Regions from separate parts of the Homo sapiens genome. Here region 1 is linked to region 2. A link is an interaction called in ENCODE POLR2A ChIA-PET data of the cell type or tissue named here. Cell type or tissue: OCI-LY7. All regions are shown on one strand. Links, peaks and the distances in the headings refer to the core of each region. The heading gives the core; the rest is flanking DNA. Region 1 overlaps TMEM243 (transmembrane protein 243). Region 2 has its middle 3.9 kb from the start of DMTF1.

What was found. Peaks named below come from ENCODE experiments on the same cell type or tissue, not always from the same donor. Only the 100,000 strongest peaks of a DNase experiment are listed, where the experiment ranks them.
Region 1: POLR2A ChIA-PET joins it to region 2 with 13 read pairs; 29 of 35 experiments call an interaction of 5 or more read pairs at or near these places.

The regions. Positions count from the first base shown.
Region 1 is chr7:87,209,603-87,214,978 of GRCh38, reverse strand. All of the region lies in intron 1 of TMEM243 (transmembrane protein 243), which reads left to right. Among named protein-coding and RNA genes, the nearest start is that of TMEM243, 7.4 kb to the left of the region's middle. RefSeq lists an enhancer at 2,268-2,317. In OCI-LY7, for the core only: no CTCF peak of the experiment used is centred there; a DNase peak (open chromatin) is centred at 2,295; H3K4me3 peaks cover 1,629 bases; H3K27ac peaks cover 2,466 bases.
Region 2 is chr7:87,145,818-87,151,193 of GRCh38, reverse strand. No RefSeq gene overlaps it. Among named protein-coding and RNA genes, the nearest start is that of DMTF1, 3.9 kb to the left of the region's middle. In OCI-LY7, for the core only: CTCF peaks have their summits at 2,441 and 2,642 (motif pointing right); a DNase peak (open chromatin) is centred at 2,623.

The DNA of each region.
Region 1 (5,376 bases), core at 325-5,324, 64 kb before region 2:
ATGCTACAAGTGGGAATTTCCACACAAAAGTACTTAACACAAACTTCATTTCATGCACAAAAATTTTAAAAATATAAAATTGTCTTCCAGGCTATGTGTGTAAGGTGTATATGAAACAAATTTTGTGCTTAGACTTGTGTCCCACCCCAAGATCTCACTATGTATATGTAAATATTCCAAAGCCCGAAAAAATATCTGAAATCAGAAACGCTTCTGGTCCCAAGCATTTTGGATAAGGGATACCCAACCATTTCAGACAGCTTAGTTTTAAAGCAGCTGAAATGTTATGGTGATTCCATAACCAAGTTTGTGAAACATTTTTCTTTGTTGTGGGACTTTGGAAGCTTTAATATGCCAATTTTCATTGTGACTATAGTTGGTGAGGGTGGATGAGTAGCACTTTATAAACTGTTTAGGTGGTGTGGCCTTTTTAGCCCTAGCACAACGCCTTACTCAATTCTTAACTCCAGCTCCCTAGAGCATTCACTAGATACGTTTCTGCAGAATATACTTTGGGAAACATGGTTCAATGAATCGCCTTCCTCTGCTTTTCCCTCCCATCCTGCCCCCTAGGGTAAACTAAAACCTGAAAATGTCCTCCCCTCTTCTGCCCACAACTACCTTTAAAAGTTTTCTTTAGTACAAGCTTTAGTACACAGTTTGGACAGTCTTTCCCACTGTCTTGTGTTAGAAGAGCACTAAATTATTCTCAGGGCTTGCGAGTCAGTCTTGATCTCAACTTATTAGCTGGCTGTGGTATCATCTGAAGTCAGTTTCAGTCCATCTAGACTGGTGAAACTAGGAGGAGAGGGAGAGAATGGTTTTCTCGAGAAAGCAAAGCAGCATCCCATAGCTAGGGCAAATGGGAAAAGAAGGAACACTCTCCACTTGGTGCCATGTAGTGCAAACGAGTTTCTAAATCAGCCCACTCTGTGGGTGGTCACTGATCACAAAATAAGTGACTCATCCTCTAAGAAGGGTGGTGACAGTTCTTGCTCCTTTATTCCTTCTTGGATGTGATATATAAAGTCAATGATTTGGGGAGAAGGTACATACACTGAATTCCTCAGTAGATACCATAGTGAGAGGGAGGCCCTCTGTGGAGGGGGCAAGTGTAGTGGGCTCTGAGGCTCAGATCTTTGGTTCCAAAGACAAAAGTATCTTCCTTTATCCCCATCCCCCCAATAAAAAAAAAAAGAAGAAAACAAAGACGGTGAAAAGCAAGGGCTTTTTATGATTAGTGTTAGTCAAGCAATTCAAACTTGGAGCATTTGGCCTCTGCAAATAATCATGTAAGATTAGAGTTGCTACTTCATGCCATTTTTGTTGTCGCTTATTTAAGAACAAGGATCAGTAGGGATGGTAATAAAATAATTTTTAAAAATGCAAAGAAGAGAAAAAGAATAAAGCTATGATTAAGATAGCTGGGTCTGTGCCAGCAGCCCCTTCCTCTGTCTTAGAGCTACCAATGCTATTCTCTGAGGAGTGCAGGCTTTAGTTTATTTCCTCTAGATAGAGCTTCTAGGTGATCAAGCACAGCTATTTCTCTCAAAGGAGGGTTAGTCACCCAAAGGTGAAACAGTTCTCTCCTCTCCTCTCATTCAGCCTGCCAAAACAACTTTGCCTTTTTTTGTGTGTGCTAGAAAAGTAATTAAGAAAAATAAATGCCATCACTTTTTCTTTAGTACTCTAAGTTTTCTCTCTTCCACCCCTAGATCAGTGGACTGTAATCTCTGGGTGTGGGGCCTAGGCACTGGTATTTCTGGAAGGTCCTCAGGGGATGCTGGTGCATAGGAAGGGTTGAGATGCACTGGCCTTACTCTTGCTGTGTGTAAGCCCAGTCCAGGCTAATACCTCTCCATGGACCCCTTCTTTTAGCTGCCTCTTTGCTCTTCATAAATGTCGTTCTCCTTTCTGCTGTGTCCTCTCTTCTCTAAATATCTGAATTCTGCTCAGTCTGATTCCCTACTTTAGAACCTTCCCTGTAATCCAGTCTCTTCTCACTTTCCTTCTGTGAGCCTGGCTGTCAAAGATGTGCCCTGGCACTTACTCCTTGTGCTGTGAGGGACTTGTGTAGGTCTTGCCTCCTAACTATAGAATAAGCTCTTCTTTAATGGTAGGTGCCAGTTTCCTCATTTTTGTAGCCTTTTTAGCCCTAGGGACAATGACTTACCAAGTTCTTGATTTCATGTATATTAAGTTTTAAGCAAAGTGAGAATTTAGCGTTATCAAAAAGTAACCTACATTCTTGGGACATTCTGAGCTCACAGTAGAAGGCAGGGACTGTTTAGAAACCTGGATATGCTAGATATCAAAACAGGAAATGGTGCTTCAAGCTCTCATGCAATTAAAATCATTTTTCTCTTTTTCTTTCTGCTAAGTTGTATGTAGCAGAGGCCAGTAGTAAATAAAATATTGTATTAAAAAAAACTTAAACTGAGGTCTGGTCTCTCAGAAGCTGATGGTCTACTGAGTTTTCTCTGGATGTGATTTTTGCTGGTCTTTGGTAATATCCTTTGCTTACTGAATTGAGTCACTTTTTTCTTATAGTTGGCTCATAGGCTATGTATGGGTATAGTGACCATATTTTCTGAGTTGCTGAAGGGACATATGGGTGGATAAACCTCAGTGTCCCTGTGAGAATGGTGGAATGCATTTGAAATTGGAGCTGCCATAGAAATTGGGGCCAGGGTGTGAAGCCAGCTCAGCTCTCTCAGCTCTGAGGAGCCTGATCTCTCATTGGTAAGATTCCCCCTTAGACATGGTATAAATAGTGCAAATACCATATTAGCTGCCATTTACTGACCCTCTACTGAATGTCAGATACTCTCTTGTAGGGGCTTTCTATGTATTCTCTTCTAATCCTTATTACGACTTCACATGGTAGACATTGTACAAATATGAAAACTAAGGCTTAAAAGTTGTAACTTTTAAAATACAGGTCCACATGTAGCAGTGGAGGTCATGTGTTTGGGAGAGAATCGAGTGTAAAAGTTGTAAAGGGTGGGTGTGCCCAAATTCTCATAAATGCTTTCTCTTGCACATCCCGTGCTCTCGGCACTGTTCAAAGTCTGGTGTTGCTTTGGGAAGTCTCAGAGCAGTAGTACCTATGGGTCATAATTCGCGGCGTCCTAGAGTTAGCCAGTGAGACAGAATGTCTCCTTGCTTTCCACCTGTGTGGCTGCTATACCTCCGGTTGTCTCTAGTGACAGTGCAAGGGGAAGCTCCTGTACAGTCAGAGCCATGCTGCTCTGAGGGACCCATATTAAATCCCTGGACACAGGGCCTGAGGTTTCTTTATTCAGCTGGGCTCAAAATAAACCTTCTCCCACATTTTGCATCCTCTCGTTATGCTTTTTCCTGGCCCCTTAGGCTTCTGACTGGGCCACTTACACAGCTTTCATGGTGAGAAGTTGTGATTTGGAAGAAGAGAAGCAAAGTCATTTCTGAGAATCAAACTTTTATTTATGGTATTGGGACCCTTAAGTTTGCTTGAGAAATGCAGAACTTTGGAGGCAAAATTGTAGGATGTGGCTCAAGGGTCTGAATCACTCAGTCCAGGTAAACAATGGTAGGAAGTAGCACCCTTTGGGCATTTAATACCTGCTCAATGTGTTGCCTTGCTCTTTCCCCATCCCAGGAGAAGACAATCACTGTCTTCAGTGGCCTGAGGAACTCGTGGGTAGGGAGGGTAAGGGATGAGTATAAAATGGGATTGAGCCTTTTATAAAAGGAAGAACAAAGTGCCTGGAGGTATTGTTCCTAGACCAAACTGAGGGTCAGGCTGCTATTTCTGGTGGCCCAATAATGAGATGCAGTTGAGGAGCTGAATGTTAATAGGTAAGACAATGGGGAAAATGTCCCCAGGGAATTTCAGAGAGCTTCACAGCAGCCCCCACACTACAGGCCCTGAGGCCTGTCAAGGAAAAATGGTTTTGTGGATCAGGTCCTGGACTCCAGTGCCCTGTGTCACAGCTGCTCCAGCTCCAGCTGTGGCTAAAAGGGGCCAAGATATAGCTTGAGCTGTTGCTTAAGAGGGTCCAAGCCCCAAACCTTGGTGGCTTCCACGTGCTGTTGGGTCTGTGGGTGCACAGAAGGCAAGAGTTTGGGAGCCTCCGCCTAGATTTCAGAGGATGTATGGAAATGCTTGGATGTCCAGAAGTCTGCTGCAAGGGGGAGCCGTTATGGATTGCATTGTATGCCTGGAAAAGCCACAGACACTCAGCGCCAGCCTGTGAAAGCAGCTGTGGGGGCTGTACCCTGCAGAACCACAGGGCCATGTGGAGTTGCTCAAGGCCTTAGGAGCCCACTCCTTGCATTAGTGTGGCCTAGATGTGAAACATAGAGCCAAAGGAGGTTATTTTGGAGCTTTAAGACTTAATGACTGCCCTGCTGGGTTTTAGACTTGCATGGGGCCTGTAGCCCCTTCATTTTGGCTGATTTCTCCCTTTTGGAATGGGTCTGTTTACCCAATGCCTGTAACCCCCATTGTATCTTGGAAGTAACTAACTTGTTTTTGATTTTACAGGCTCATAGGTGGAAGGGACTTGCCTTGTCTCAGATGAGACTTTGGACTTGGACTTTTGAGTTAATGCTGGAATGAGTTAAGACTTCGGGGGGACTGTTGGGAAGGCATGATTGGTTTTGAAATGTGAGAAGGACATGAGGTTTCGGAGGGCCCAGGGGCTGAATGACATGGTTTGGCTGTGTCCTTACCCAAATCTCATGTCAAATTGTAATCTCCACATGTTGAGGGGCAGGGAGGGACGTGATCAGGTCATGGGGGCAGTTTCTAATGGTTTAGCACCATCCCCCAGTGCTGTCTCATGAACGAGTTCTCATGACATCAGATGGTTTAAATGCATGTGGCAGTTCCCCGCTCCCACACGCTTCCCCGCTCCCGCCCTCCCCATCTGTCCCCCCTTCCCCTCCTCTGTCTCTCTGTCACCTCCTCCCCCTCCTCTCTCTCTGTCCCCCCTCCCTCTCCTCTGTCTCTCTCTCTGTCCCCCCTCCCCCTCCTCTGTCTCTCTGTCCCCCTCCTGTTTCTCTCTCACTGTCCTCTCTCTCTGTCTCTCACTCTCTCACTGTCTCTCACGCTCTCACTGTCTCTTGCTCTCTCTCTCTCTCGCTCTCACTGTCTCTCTCTCACTGTCTCTCGCTCTCTCACTGTCTCTCGCTCTGTCTCGCTCTCACTGTCTCGCTCTGTCTCGCTCTCACTGTCTCGCTCTGTGTCTCGCTCTCACTGTGTCTCGCTCTCACTGTGTCTCGCTCTCACTGTGTCTCGCTCTCTCGCTGTGTCTCGCTCTCGCTCTCTCTCGCTCTGTCTCTCACTGTCTCTCTCGCTCTCTATCTCAGTCTCTCTCTCTGTCTCTCTCT
Region 2 (5,376 bases), core at 278-5,277:
TTTAGGAGTAATAAGATGTACCTTCCAGAATATTGTAGACAGCGTAGTTTGCATGGAATCTGACGTGTATTAAGCATTAAAAATGGTAACTAATAAACCTTAAAGCCAGGAAAGCAATACAACTACTCAAAGAGCAGTTCTAATAAAATAATAATTACATATGCAAAATTGTTGACATTAACATTGATAAGGTGGTTCCTAATGAGCCATATTTTTCATAAGACATAACCATATAGGATTATTTTTGCTAAGGCACAAAATAGTGATATATAAATTATAGTCGGGCTATCCATTCTCCTCTGCTAAATTTTAGGTCAGCCTGCACGCTGCTAACTCCCCGCAAAAAGTCAAGTGCATCCTCATAACTAAATTCTCCCTTTCTGGTTGAGTTTCTTTTATAACTACCTTTTCCCAAGTCAATTGGTATTTATTTGGGGATGACAAATGTATTTTAATATTAGCTTAATGCATAATTTAAAAAAATATAATAACGTCTCTATCCCTTTAGCTTGAATAATCAATGTAAAGACTATCCATAACACAACTTGATTCCTAGAGCAATTTTCTGCAGTTATACTTCTATGTTATCCGTACCTCATTATTTAGTCAATGTGTACCTAGGGAATGGATGAGGTTTTAAATATTATCCAAGGATTTACCTATTTAGGAATTAAATGTTTTGTAGAAAAATCATTAGAAGTATTTCTATCCTAAACAATAATTATTAAAGTATTTATAGCTTAGCTATGGTATTTACTGCATTTGCTAGTTAAAATTGACTTTGTTGGACTCCAGGTGTCTATAACACTTTTGTGAACCTCATCAGTGATTGATGATGAAATTGCCTTTTATGACAGGTTGATATATTAATATAAAGTATTTCAAATACTGAGAAGCAGGTTCTGTTGTTTCATGATCATCTTTTGCTAATTCAGAAAAAAAAAAGATGTTTATAAGCTTTTGTTCAAAGTAAAAGAAAATTACAATTACTGAGTAATTTTCTTTCTACACAGGCTCTGAGTCCTGTTAATATAGCTGATGGGTATACACTGTAGGGCCTTCCAGCTGATGGAGATTGCTGTGCTAATGGAGGAATGAATAAACTGTCCCAGTTATGCCCACACACCAGGCTTTACCAGGTGGTCTCCTGTCTCAGATTCTTCCTGTAGGCTTCCCTCTGGGCCTTATGACACTCCATCTTACAATCCTTTTCCCGCCTTGCATTTTGCCTATGTGTCTCATCTCTGCAATCCTTTTAATACCTCAGCCTGGTGACAACCTCTCTATATCCACTTCACTTTTTTCTTCTTTTGTGGTAAATCTTTGTTGAGACCTATTGATAGAATATTAGCCAGAAAAGTGTTTCCTTATCAAGGGAATGGAGAGCTAAGGCGTCCAATACTCCTAGCCAATAAGGATAAAAATTTTTGTTCTGTCTTTGTAATTTTGGTGTGCAAAACAAAACAGTTCAGATACTTCACTAAAACAGGATAATATCCAGACCCAGACTCAAAGACCTGTTCCTTTATAATCTAGCATGGAAGAGAGAGGGACAATGTATTAGTTAACTAAGCAATAATTGCCATGTTTTGTAAGTTCTGAGAAAGATACAACTTGGGTGCTCTGAAAGTGAACTTTTACATAGAGAGTTCAGAGTAGGCCTTTCTGAGAAGATACTTAAGCAGAAAGGTAAGAATAAAGAAGCATAGTAGGGGGTGCAAGGTGGGAAAGCATTTGTCAAGCTAGTGCATGAAAGCATATTTGCAGAAAGCAACTGGCTTGTAAAATGTTTATAAAATGGTGAAAGCAGAGCACTGCCAGGTGATAGGCTGTCCCTTGCAAATGTTAGCTGAATTTCTCAAAAAACTTTATTGTGGTAAGAACACAACATGACATCTGCCCTCAATAAAATTTTAAGTATATAAAACATTATCATTGACTATGGGTACAATGTTGTACAGCAGATCTCTAGAGCTTATTCATCTTACTTGAAACTTTATGCCCGCTGATTACTAACTCCCCATCCCCTCTCCCCAGCCCCTGGTAAACCACCATTCCACTCTGATTCTAAAAATTCGTCTATTTTAGATACTTAACATAAGTGAAATCATGTAGTATTTGTATTTCTGTGACTGGTTTATTTCACTTAGTATAATGTCCTCAAGGTTCATCCATGTTGTTGCATATTGCAGAATTTTCTTCTTTTTTAAGACTGAATAGTATTCCTATTCCTCTGAGACTAGAGCTCAGTGCATGCCCAGACATAGCAGAAATGGGCCATCTTACCCCTTTGCCATGAGCTTTGATTTGCTAATATATGGCACAATACCTTAACTTAGCAGACATTTAAATGTTTGTTGATATTAAAGATAATTATCTTAAGCCAGAAGACTTGGAAGCTAGCCATTTCTATTCTTTGGCAAGAACAGCTGACTACTGGCGATCACACAGTATTTTTCCAGATAGTGTTGCTACTTGGACAATTCTGGACTAAAACAAACACATGTTACCTATTTTTCAAGTGGAAAGAAGTTATTTTAACACATCACATATTTGGTGTTACTCTAAACCTTATTGCCCAAGTCTTGTGCATCTAGATGCAGTATTTTAAGAATAGAAGCTTGTCATTTTAGCCAGCAGATGTCCCTATTGTTCAGCAGGAGTTTTTTTTTGTTTTTGTTTTTGTTTTTTCTTTCCCAAGTAGTAACTTCAACAGTAGATAGAAATTTTGGGGCCTTCATTGCTAATGATATGCTGTGGCAGACCAAGGACAAGCCTCAACAGTAATAAAGCTAAAGGGATAAGGATTCTGCTTTGAAATCAAAATATGAGAAAGCTCTCTAGAATTAAAAGACTTCTGGATTAATCCCCTTCCCTTCTATTCACTGTACATTTAATTCCTTTGCACAGAATATGCAGTGAAACAGGAAGAAACAAGGAACTACGATAATGTTTATAACTTTCAGGAGTTTGCACATTTGTGATACACTCGGTCATTTCATTCAGCAGCTCTTCCTGAGCACCTCCTTTGGGCTGAGCACTATTTTAGGCACAGGAAATATGATGGAGAACAAGAGAGACAACCCTGCTCTCAAGGAACATATATTCTAATGGAGGAGCTTACATTATAGTAGTATAAGTGCATCTTTGTGCCAAACTTTTTTGGGTAAAGTACTCACTAAATTACTGGCAACTGCCTGTAAAACTTGCTTATAATTAACAATGAGGGAAGAAAACAAAATATGAATCAAATTGATAGCAGTAGGAGGCAGACAAATTCCTTGGTGGATGGGACAGGTCCCAGTGAAACCTGACCTTCAAGCCAAAGACAGCCTGAAGCCTGAAAACCGGGCCGCCAGTTCCAAGTAGAATCCAGTACCCAGAGTGAGAACTTTCTTAATGCCTTTGAATGAATCAAATGGTGCTTTTTCCAGGCCCACTCATGGACCAATCAGCACGCACTTCCTCCCACCCATGGGCCAGTTAACACACACTTCCTCCATTCTGAGCCCATAAAAACCCTGGACTCATCCACGAGTCAACACTACCTGCCTGCAGATAGGAGCTACCCACTTGCGTCTCTTCTCTGCTGAGAGCTGTCTGTCACTCAGTGAAACTCTTCTCTGCCTTGCTCACCCTCCGATTATCCACGTAACCTCATTTTTCCTGGATGCAGGACAAGAACTCATGACCTGCAGAAGAGAGGGCATGAAAAGGGCTATAACACTTTCCTGGCTGGCTCACTGAGCAGTGGGCGATGACATGCTCCCACTTGCTCGACTAGGGGAGTGAAGAGCAGCGAGTCTTTTGGAGGCCCAGACCTTGGGATTCCCTGAGCCAGAGCTGTAACACTATAGCCCTCCCGCCATCTGCTGGTGTTGGGCAGCTGCCCCACGTGATGGGAAGCGGTGGTGGGGCTGAGCCATCCCGGGAGTGGTGGGCTGGAGTGAGGCAGGAGGACTGAGTGGGCTGAAACATGTCCCCGCCCTGGTTCGCTGAGCTGCAGGCAGTGGGAAAGAGAGCTGTAGCATGACCCCCACCCCCCGCCCTTGGGGGGCTCTGCAGTTGCTGGTGACTCCCAAGTTTTCAGGTGCCACCATGTTCCCTTCGTCCAGACGCCGGTGCCCACAGTGGAAGCCGCTTGAAGTATGCCTGGTCCAGCTGCAGCCTCTCGCGTGGAGCAGGTGCCTGTGCTGGTGCCTGGAGCTGCCTGCCTCACTGCAGCATCCAGTGTGCCTATCTGTGTGCAGTGGCCAGACCTCGCGCTCGCTCACTCCCACACCCCTCACCGCTTCACGCCTGGCCTGCCATCCTCAGGCATTGGGATCAAGGCTGGTAGTGCGAGCCGAGGGCAGTCTGCCAGGCCAAGTGGGCAGAATGAGCCCAGCTGGTGCGAGCGAAACATAAGCAGAGGTGCTGCCGGCCACAGAGGTTTCCGGCTGGTGACGTGACTCTCAAAGGATCCTGTGACAAAATCACTTGGTATCATCAGATTAAGCTAAATTACTAGTATTAGAAAAGATGGGTCAATGTGTTTCTTCTTGGAAATTTCTGTTTTCATGTTTCTAGGCAAAGTGTTTTATGCACAAGAGAAACACATACGTCCTCTTGAATCTCCTTTGGCTGGTGTTCTCTGAATCCCTTTAATAGACATACAACGTATGTATATAAACACGGGCAATGTAGAGGTCTTTCTGGACCTGAAATTGTTAAGAGTTAAGATCTGAACCAACAGAAAACACTGCCAAACATGTTATTTCTCCTCTAAAATTACCTGAAATATCAACCCAGTCTTTTAATACCTAGTTTAAGAATTACATTGTAGTAAGTTGTAGTAAATATAACTGTATCAAATTAAATTCCATAGCATAGTACTTTTGTTACAGTGACTGCATCTTAAGTGGGCAGAGGTGAAGTCATATAATATATAATTTTTAATTTAATAAAATTGGGGCTAATAGGATTAGGAAAGGAGAGTTTCTATGGGGTGTTTAGACTTGAGAATAACCTTATTATATATAATCATATTTTGTAATTTCAGCAGTATTATATCTATTTTAGCAAACCTAGGATAAGGAAGATATGTGAATTCAGCAGTCACAGTATCTCTAATATCTTGTTTTCTGTGTTTATTTACATTTCTTAACCAGAAATATACATTTACGTAGAACTTTTGGCCTATGTTAATTCAACCTGGTGTAGCAAGACAAGGCTATCGCAGTCATTTTCTGAAATAAGGTGAAACTCCTTTCTCTATCTCTGTTGGATAAGCTCTGTTTTTGTTGAACAGAAGTCCATTTTCATATGATGCTGGAATCTTTTTTTCTTTTTTCTATTCTTTTGCCGAACAGCTGTCTGCCATGGAATCATTCTCTG